Regions from separate parts of the Homo sapiens genome. Here region 1 is linked to region 2. Evidence: chromatin contacts called from ENCODE Hi-C or POLR2A ChIA-PET data. All regions are on one chromosome and are shown on one strand. Each heading gives the region's core, a stretch centred on a gene start or an enhancer-like site at or near the end of the contact. The rest is flanking DNA. Distances are from core to core; before and after follow the strand shown. Region 1 overlaps OTOP3 (otopetrin 3). Region 2 has its middle 11 kb from the start of SLC16A5.

Evidence for each region. A loop is a pair of places that touch in the nucleus more often than their neighbours do. ChIA-PET counts read pairs that join two places held with the same protein, here RNA polymerase II (POLR2A). Pooled maps may share reads with other maps.
Region 1: a pooled map shows a loop between it and region 2 (3-fold over the local background). The contact joins two enhancer-like sites. A Hi-C loop is called at or near these places in 2 of 50 pooled maps. POLR2A ChIA-PET finds 5 or more read pairs at or near these places in 3 of 52 experiments (OCI-LY7, activated T-cell and endothelial cell of umbilical vein).

The regions. Positions count from the first base shown.
Region 1 is chr17:74,941,915-74,946,017 of GRCh38, forward strand. It overlaps OTOP3 (otopetrin 3), which reads left to right. Exons shown (of 7, transcript NM_001272005.2): 3 at 1-123; 4 at 1,372-1,430; 5 at 1,692-1,810. Among named protein-coding and RNA genes, the nearest start is that of OTOP3, 8.1 kb to the left of the region's middle. RefSeq lists an enhancer at 1,514-2,713. Within about 2 kb of position 2,342, at least 3 of the 41 ENCODE cell types and tissues checked have a DNase peak (open chromatin) inside an H3K27ac peak, as active enhancers do.
Region 2 is chr17:75,075,065-75,079,135 of GRCh38, forward strand. It overlaps the pseudogene TRIM80P. Among named protein-coding and RNA genes, the nearest start is that of SLC16A5, 11 kb to the right of the region's middle. RefSeq lists enhancers at 3,282-3,511, 3,369-4,071. Within about 2 kb of position 2,772, at least 36 of the 41 ENCODE cell types and tissues checked have a DNase peak (open chromatin) inside an H3K27ac peak, as active enhancers do.

The DNA of each region.
Region 1 (4,103 bases), core at 1,092-3,591, 130 kb before region 2:
TTCGGCAGCTGCACCTTCTGCCTCAACATCTTCCGAGTGGGCTACGATGTGAGCCACATCCGCTGCAAGTCACAGCTGGACCTTGTCTTCTCTGTCATCGAGATGGTCTTCATCGGCGTCCAGGTGACAGGCTTCTCACGTCCCCACATCACCGAGGACATACCCTATCTACCCATGCCATGCACACACCTCCCACTACCTATGCCTAGGAACAGCCACACAGGCAAATACCTAATGTCCCAGGGTCTTTGCACACACACCACACCCCTCACACAAGTGTCCACGTCCACACATACCCACGGGTTCCTGCATCAACACACACACCGTGTCACCGAATGTAGACACTTAGAAGTCCAGCTGTCTATGCGTATGTAGGCATATCCCTGGATATACACTCCCTACATGTATAAACCTTCTCTTAAGAATACAATCTCGGCAGGGCGCAGTGGCTCACGCCTGTAATCCCAGCACTTTGGGAGGCCGAGGCAGGCAGATCACCTGAGGTCAGGAGTTTGAAACCAGCCTGGCCAACATGGTAAAACCCTGTCTCTACTGAAAATACAAAAATTAGCCGGGTGTGGTGGCGCACGCCTGTAGTCCCAGCTACTCGGGAGGCTGAGGCACAAGAATCGCTTGAACCCAGGAGGCAGAGGTTGCAGTGAGCCAAGATCATGCCACTGAGCTCCAGCCTGGGCGACAGAGTGAGACTCTGTCTCAAAAAAAAAGAATACAATCGGCCAGGCGCGGTGGCTCACACCTGTAATCCCAGCACTTTGGGAGGCCGAGGTGGGTGGATCACAAGGTCAGGGGATCGAGACTAGCTGAGACCATCCTGGCTAACACAGTGAAACCCTGTCTCTACCAAAAATACAAAAACAAAATTAGCTGGGCGTGGTGGCAGGCGCCTGTAGTCCCAGCTACTCAGGAGGCTGAGGCAGGAGAATGGTGTGAACCCGAAAGGCAGATCTTGCAGTGAGCCGAGATTGCGCCACTGCACTCCAGCCTGGGCGACAGAGCGAGACTCCAAAAAACAAAAAAGAAAAGAATACAATCTCCAGCTTCCTCTTAGGTTTCTCTTGTCACCAGGCATTGTGTTGGGTGCTTCGTTCCCGCAGTCTTATTTCCCCCAACAAGAAAGCACTTCCCCAAAGGGTGGGCTTTTTGGTCCCTTTTCCCAGCTGAGGCAACTAAGGCTCAGAGATGGTTTGCCACTGATTCAATACCACACAGCAAGAAGCAGTAGAGCCAAGATTCCGACCCAGTCTTTCTCCCTGTGTCTTTCACTGTAAATACACGCATGCGCCCCAGGAACTCACACTGTGGTCCCACCACCTCCACCAGCCCCTGGGCTCAAGGCCCTGTCTCTTTCAGACCTGGGTGCTCTGGAAACACTGCAAAGACTGTGTTCGGGTCCAGACCAACTTCACTAGGTAAGACTTCTCTCCCTCCCAAACCCTCTGGCCTCTCTGTCCTCCCCACCACTTCCCTGGTCAGGGTGGCCGCGGGGCTATAGGTTAGTCTGGGATGTGTCCTAGGTGGCCCCAGGGCTGCCTCTTGTGTCCTAGTGCCAGTGTGACACTAGGGAGTGAGTGGTTGGGAGTGAGTGGTTGCCCCAACAACAGTGGATGGTGAGGGTTTGGCACCTGGGGAGCCGGCCAGGGTGTGTGAGAAGAGTGTGGCATTTCCCCCAGGTGTGGCCTGATGCTGACCCTGGCCACAAACCTGCTGCTGTGGGTTCTGGCCGTTACCAATGACTCCATGCACCGAGAGATCGAAGCTGAGCTTGGCATCCTCATGGAAAAATCCACAGGTATGGAAAGGAGACCAGGTCTTCCTTGCCCTGAAACACACACACACACACACACACACACACACACACATAAACGCTACACTCTCTAAAACAGGTGAGGCTCAGTAGGTCTATAGAGTTGGGAGCAAACTCTAGAGGCCAGATTAGGAATCAACAGAAAACTGAAGTTTGCCAGTGGTCCCCATCCCACCCCATCAGGTGCTGACGCCCTGCACCCAACTCCAGGTGTCCAGCTAGCCATCAGCAAGCCAGCCACTGATCCTGGCTGAGAGAGCCACTAAGTCCTTCAGGTATGCACCCCGCCCGTGGCATTTGCATTTTACTTGCAAGCAACTCAACAGCCTCCCGGCTGAAAGGAATATCTTCCTAACACAATTTTAGGTGCCTGGCCTCATCAATCAGGTGGGACGGAAGATATCTGGACAGAAAAAAACTCCCAAGATTGTCCCATATGCCTCACCTCCTATCCTAGAGGCTGCATCCCATACCCTACATGGGAACACTGCTCTGTGGGATTGAGCCACACCTGTATGTACATGCCCCACCCCGCCCCGGGTGGCATCACCATCACGCCCTGCAGCCCAGCCCTCCCAGCACATCCACACATTCACATACCCGCTGCATCAGTCACGACACGCCTGTGTACTGTGAGCATTCTATATACTCTGCTTGCATTTCTCAGAAAAGCTGTGCAAAGAGAGAATTTTTGCCAAGTGACATCATGGATTTTGAAATTATAAAATAATTCAGGGCTGGGCACAGTGGCTCACGCCTATAATCCCAGCGCTTTGGGAGGCCGAGGCAGGCAGATCACCTGAGGTCAGGAGTTTGAAACCAGCCTAGCGAACATGGCGAAACCCCGTCTCTACTAAAAATACAAAAATTACCCAGGCATGGTTGTGGGTGCCTGTAATCCCAGCTACTCAGGAGGCTGAGGCATGAGAATCGCTTGAACCCGGGAGGCGGAGGTTGCGGTAAGCCGAGATCGCACCATTGCACTCCAGCCTGTGTGACAAGAGTGAAACTGTCATAAAACAAAATAAAATAAGATTCAAGCATTACAAATGAGTAGAAGAACAAGACATACCCATCATCTAGGCATAATAATTATTAATATTTGGCCATATTTATTTATTTTTAATTTTTGCTGAAGTACTTAAATTACAGAAATCATGACATTATATCTCAAAATATTTCAGCATGCATCTTTTTTTCTTCTTTCTTTCTTTTTTTTTCTTTTTGAGACAGGGTGTCGCTCTGTCACCCAGGCTGGAGTGCAGTGGTGAAATCATAGCTCACTACAGTTTCAAACTTCTGGGCTCAAGCGATCCTCCCACCTCAGCCTCCTGAGTAGCTGGGACTACAGGCACATGCCAGCACACCCAGCTAATTTTTAAAATTTTTGTAAAGATGGAGTCTCACAAAAAAATTTCTGAGCCCAGACTCATCTCAAACTACTGGGTTCAAGTGATCCTCCCTCCTCAGCTTCCCAAAGTGCTGGGATTATAGGCATGAGCCACCATGCCGGACCCAGTGTACATCTCTTTAGAAAGAGATGTATTCCCCCACATGACCACAATGCTATTACAATTGTTAACAAAATCCTTTAGCTTCATTCTGTCCTCTAAATCAATCTATATCCCACTTTCTCCAGTTAGCCCCAGAAATGTCTTTTACAGACGGTTTGTTCAAACATGCAATGCATTTGGTTAAGTCTAAATTGGTGTTTTCCCACTGACCTTGAGACTTGTCAGGTTGCTTCCTCCTGGCAGTGTTTAACTCACATCCCTCTCCCCTACTTTTCCTTGGAACGGGAAGTATAGACAAAATCTTGATTAGATTCAGGTTAGATATTTTCGGCCCCAGCTTCTTCCAGGTGATGCTGTGTGCTCTGAGGGACAGGGATGGCAAGGTACTAATGACTGATGACCTGACCCTGAGTGCTGCTAAGGCCGATGGCTGGGTTCCGCTGTCACAGCCACGGGTTTTCCCTTGAGCCCAGGAAGTAATCTGTGGAGGTGACATTTGACACCAGAGACATCATGTGAGGGTTCTTGGGGTTTCGGTTTTTGGTTTATTTGAGACACACTCTCACTCTGTCACCCAAAGTGGAATACAGTCATGGGAACACGGCTCACTGCAGCCTCAACCTTCCAGGCTCAAGTGATCCTCCCACCTCAGCCTCCCAAATAGCTGGGACTACAGATGTGTGCCATCCGGCTAATGTTTTTTGTTAGTTTTTGTTTTTTGTTTTTTGTGGTTTTTTTTTTTGAGATGGAGTTTTGCTCTGTCG
Region 2 (4,071 bases), core at 1,522-4,021:
TGGCAGGCGCCTGTAATCCCATCTACTCGGGAGGCTGAGGCAGGAGAATCACTTGAACCTGGGAGACGGAGGTTGCAGTGAGCTGAGATCATGCATTGCACTCCAGCCTGGGCAACAAGAGCACAACTCCATCTCAAAAAAAAAAAACCACAAAACACACACACACACACACACACAGCCGGGTGCGGTGGCTCACGCCTGTAATCCCAGCACTTTGGGAGGCCGAGGCGGACAGATCACCCGAGGTTGGCAGTTCGAGACCACCCTGACCAAACATGGAGAAACCCCGTCTCTACTAAAAATACAAAAATTAGCTGGGTGTGGTGGCACATGCCTGTAATCCTGACTGCTCAGGAGGCTGAGGCAGGAGAATTGCTTGAACCCAGGAGGCGGAGGTTGCGGTGAGCCGGAGATTGCGCCACTGCACTCCAGCCTAGGCAACAAGAGCGAAACTCCGTCTCAAAAACACACACACACACACACACACACACACACACACACACAGATCAGCCTTTAGGGTGCATCACTGTGTCCATTCCCCTGCCTCAGGGAGCCTCCCCATTCCAGGTCTTCTGTCTTGAGCTTGCACGAACACCCTTGGCTTTCTCCACTTCAGAGCTCAGCCTTACCCTAACTTTCCTGCCTTGGTTTTCCTGGAACACATGGGATTCCAGGCATCTAGCACAGCCTAAGTTTCTCCAGACTTCCCTGGATCATGGCTGAGAGTGAGACCAGAACAATCTGTATAGCCTGGATTGAAATCCCTTTTCCAGCCCAGGAGGTGGAGGTTGCAGTGACCCAAGACTGCACCATTGCACTCCAGCCTGGGCAACAAACTAAGACTCTGTCTCAAAAAAAGAAAAAAAAAAAGAATCGTGAAATCCCTTTTCCTTCCCCAATCCTGGCCTGGCCCTGAAGCCTGGACTGATGCTGCTGTAAGTAGCGGGTGGGGCCAAGCAGCAGCCTTTTCTGGACGGTGCCTGGAGTTGCCCAAACCCTGTGCTTGGGAACTCCAGCTTCCTTTAAGCTGCCATCACACCCTGGGCAGACATCTAGGGCAACTGCTCACTTTGTCCCCTGTGCACAATGGGAAGCATTTGGCAATGGCTTTTACTAAGCAGTTCAAGGCACAACAAAAATCCTCCCATCATTTTCTGAAAATCCCCTTTGCCTAATGCACACTAGGCCACAGTGGCCAAGCCCTTGGCAAAGCCCTGACCTCTGATGTCCAAATAGCTAGGAGGAGGGAAAGGAGATGCCCAGGTTTGGAAAGGGGAAGCTTCTGCTCCACCGGCCCATGGTTCTGGAGGCCTCTGGGCCTGTGGCATCGGCCTAGGTCCTGGCTAACAGGTGGTACCTCTGGCCCCTCCCTGCATCCAGGGGTTCCTCCGACTGAAGCAGTTCTCAGCCTGCATGGAACCCCTGATGGGCATCAACTGTGAGGAAACGCAGAGCTTCCCCCAGCTGCCAGAGACCCTGGCTGAGCTCTGGATGCGGCTGCTGGACATGGGCCTCAGCTTCTTTAACCAGCTCTCAAAGTTCTGGGATTACAGGATTACAGGCGTGAGCCACCGCGCCTGGCCTTTTTTTTTTTTTTTTTTTTTTGAGACAGACTCTCGCTCTGTCTCCCAGGCTGGAGTGGAATGGCGCCATCTCGGCTCACTGCAACCTCCCCCTCCTGGGTACAAGTGATTCTCCTGCCTCAGCCTCCCGAGTAGCTGGGACTACAGGTGCCTGCCACCATGTCTTGCCAATTTTTTTGTATTTTTATTAGAGATGGAGTTTCACCATGTTGGTCAGGCTGGTCTTGAATTCATGACCTCAAGTGATCCGTCCGCCTTGGCCTCCCAAAGTGCTGGGATTACAGGCGTGAGCCACCTCGCTGGGCCCCCACTCAGTCTTGTGTGCCTGAACAAATACAAAGGGAGACGATGTTAGGGTCTGATGGCGGGGGAGGAGGGCGACCTGGGGCAGCACCCACTCACCCTCCAGGCTGTGTCTGAGCAGCGGGCTGAGTTTGGGGACAGGAGCGTGGGTGGAAGCATCCCCTGACTTGTATGCAAATGCCTTGCAAGCCAGCGTCCTGCCCTGGAGGCTGCTGACCCTGCTTCCCCACCTCCACCCGCCAGGTTACTGCAACCTGAACTTTGACCCCGCCACCGCCGGCGACGAGCTGTTCCAGCTCTAGGAGACCCGCTGGGTGCTGAACCTGGGGATCCTCCTGGAGCCCCTGACAGGGGGCGGCCCCTTCCCGGGCTTCAAGCAGTGACCGCAGATGCTGTGCTCGCGCGGCCTGTCCGAGGGCCGCCACTAGGACGGGAGGTGGAGGTGTCCAACTCGTGGGTGTGCCTGGGCGTCACCTACCCCCGCAGCTCCCCGCTCGGCGGCCGCCCGAGCCGCAGCGTGGTCTACCTGCTGGGCCGCAACCCCTTCTCGTGGTGCCTGGAGTGGGACGACAACGCGCAGACCGTGCTGCACGGCGCCTACCACCGCACGCTGGGCGTGGCGCTCGACTGCGACGCCGGCGGCTTGTCCTTCTACGGCCTGGCGGGTGGCGCCAGCCTCTTCTACCGCTTCCTGGCAGCCTTCCTCGAGCCGCTCTACCCCGCGGTCATGGTCAGCAGCGGCGCCTCGGCCACGCTCAAGCGGCGCCCGGAGCCCGCGCCGCCCGTGACAGCACCCCATAAATAAACCTGGACTTATCTAAGCGCTGGCTGGCGCGCCAGGACGGTTCCCGGCCCTGCGCCATCCCACCTCCCAAAACGCAGGCGACCCTTTCTCGCCACAGCCACAGGAGGGCTCTAATCCGGCTAGAGTTCCCCCAGGCACTGGGGACAGTCCCGTGGCCTTGTGGGTGGGGGATTCCTGACTGCGGTGCACAGCCCACTCCCAAACCCCATCCCAGCAGCGTCCTCTGGCCTTGGTTCTCCAGGCTGGTCTTGGCCGCTTGGCACTGGGGCCTGTGCCAAAGGCCTTGTCGTCTGAGAGGGGGCAAGGTTTGGGCCAGGTGGTCAGACTGAGAGGTGGCGCCAGCTGGATTGGGGTACGGGTGGGCTGTCTGAGTGGCTTCATTGTCGCCTGAGAGGTTAAACTGGAGGAGCCCAGGCCTACCTCAGATCCAAAAATGTTGGGCTGGGGACCCAAGCCCAGGCAGGGGTGGGGCTGCTGCCCAGAGCAGAGCTGCTCACTCAGCTGGTGTTTTACAGCCCAGAGGGGGTGTGACACTATCGCGGGTGAGTAAACCTTAAACCCCCTCCACCCTGCTGAGTGCTGCTGAAAGCTGCTCCCCCATCCCCAGCCATCACCAACCCACTCAGCTCCCAGAAGGTAGCACTGCTCACAGCAGAGGGGCTACGTCCATATCCAGGCCTCTGCCATGCGACCAGAGGCTGAATCCAGGCCGAGACCCTGCCAGGGGACCCTGGCCAGGCCATGACTGAGAACTCAGCTCCTCTGTCTGGGGAAGCGGAAGATTTGGGTGCACCATGGAGCCACCTCCACATTTCCAGCCTCAACCAGCCACTTGTTCCTGTGGCTTCTCAAGCAAGGGTTCTCAGCGAGGTTAATGATTGGCTCTGAAGAGGAACTGATACAAATCACTGAAGAAAAAAATCCCAAGGGCAACGAATTCCAGAACCAGCCCACGCGGTGCCCCAGGGGTGTTCCTGAATTCCGTCTCCACCTGGCCTGTTCCGGGAAAAATTAGTGACCCGGTTTTTCCTTCAAGGTGGTCATTTTGGAGCCAGGAGGGCACAGGGGGAGCAGAGTGTTCTCTGAAGGTTGGTGGGGGCGGGGGGGCTCCTCTGAGGAAGCCCTGGCTACAGCCTCGTGGTAGCCTTTCTCCCTGGAGCCTTCGCTCAGCTCTGAGCCCAGTGACTCATTCCCCACAGGCTGCTGCCCCTGTGAAGTAAGGAATGAGCTCGAATTCTTTGCCCCTTATTAAAAGACCTTTTACCCAAAATCCACATCTTGCCTCCCCACCCCACAGTCTTCCTCCTGGCACCAGTGGCCACAGGCTTCTGCAGAGGAGCGCTCAGGTCAGGAAATGCTGAAAAGGTGAGTGCATGACCC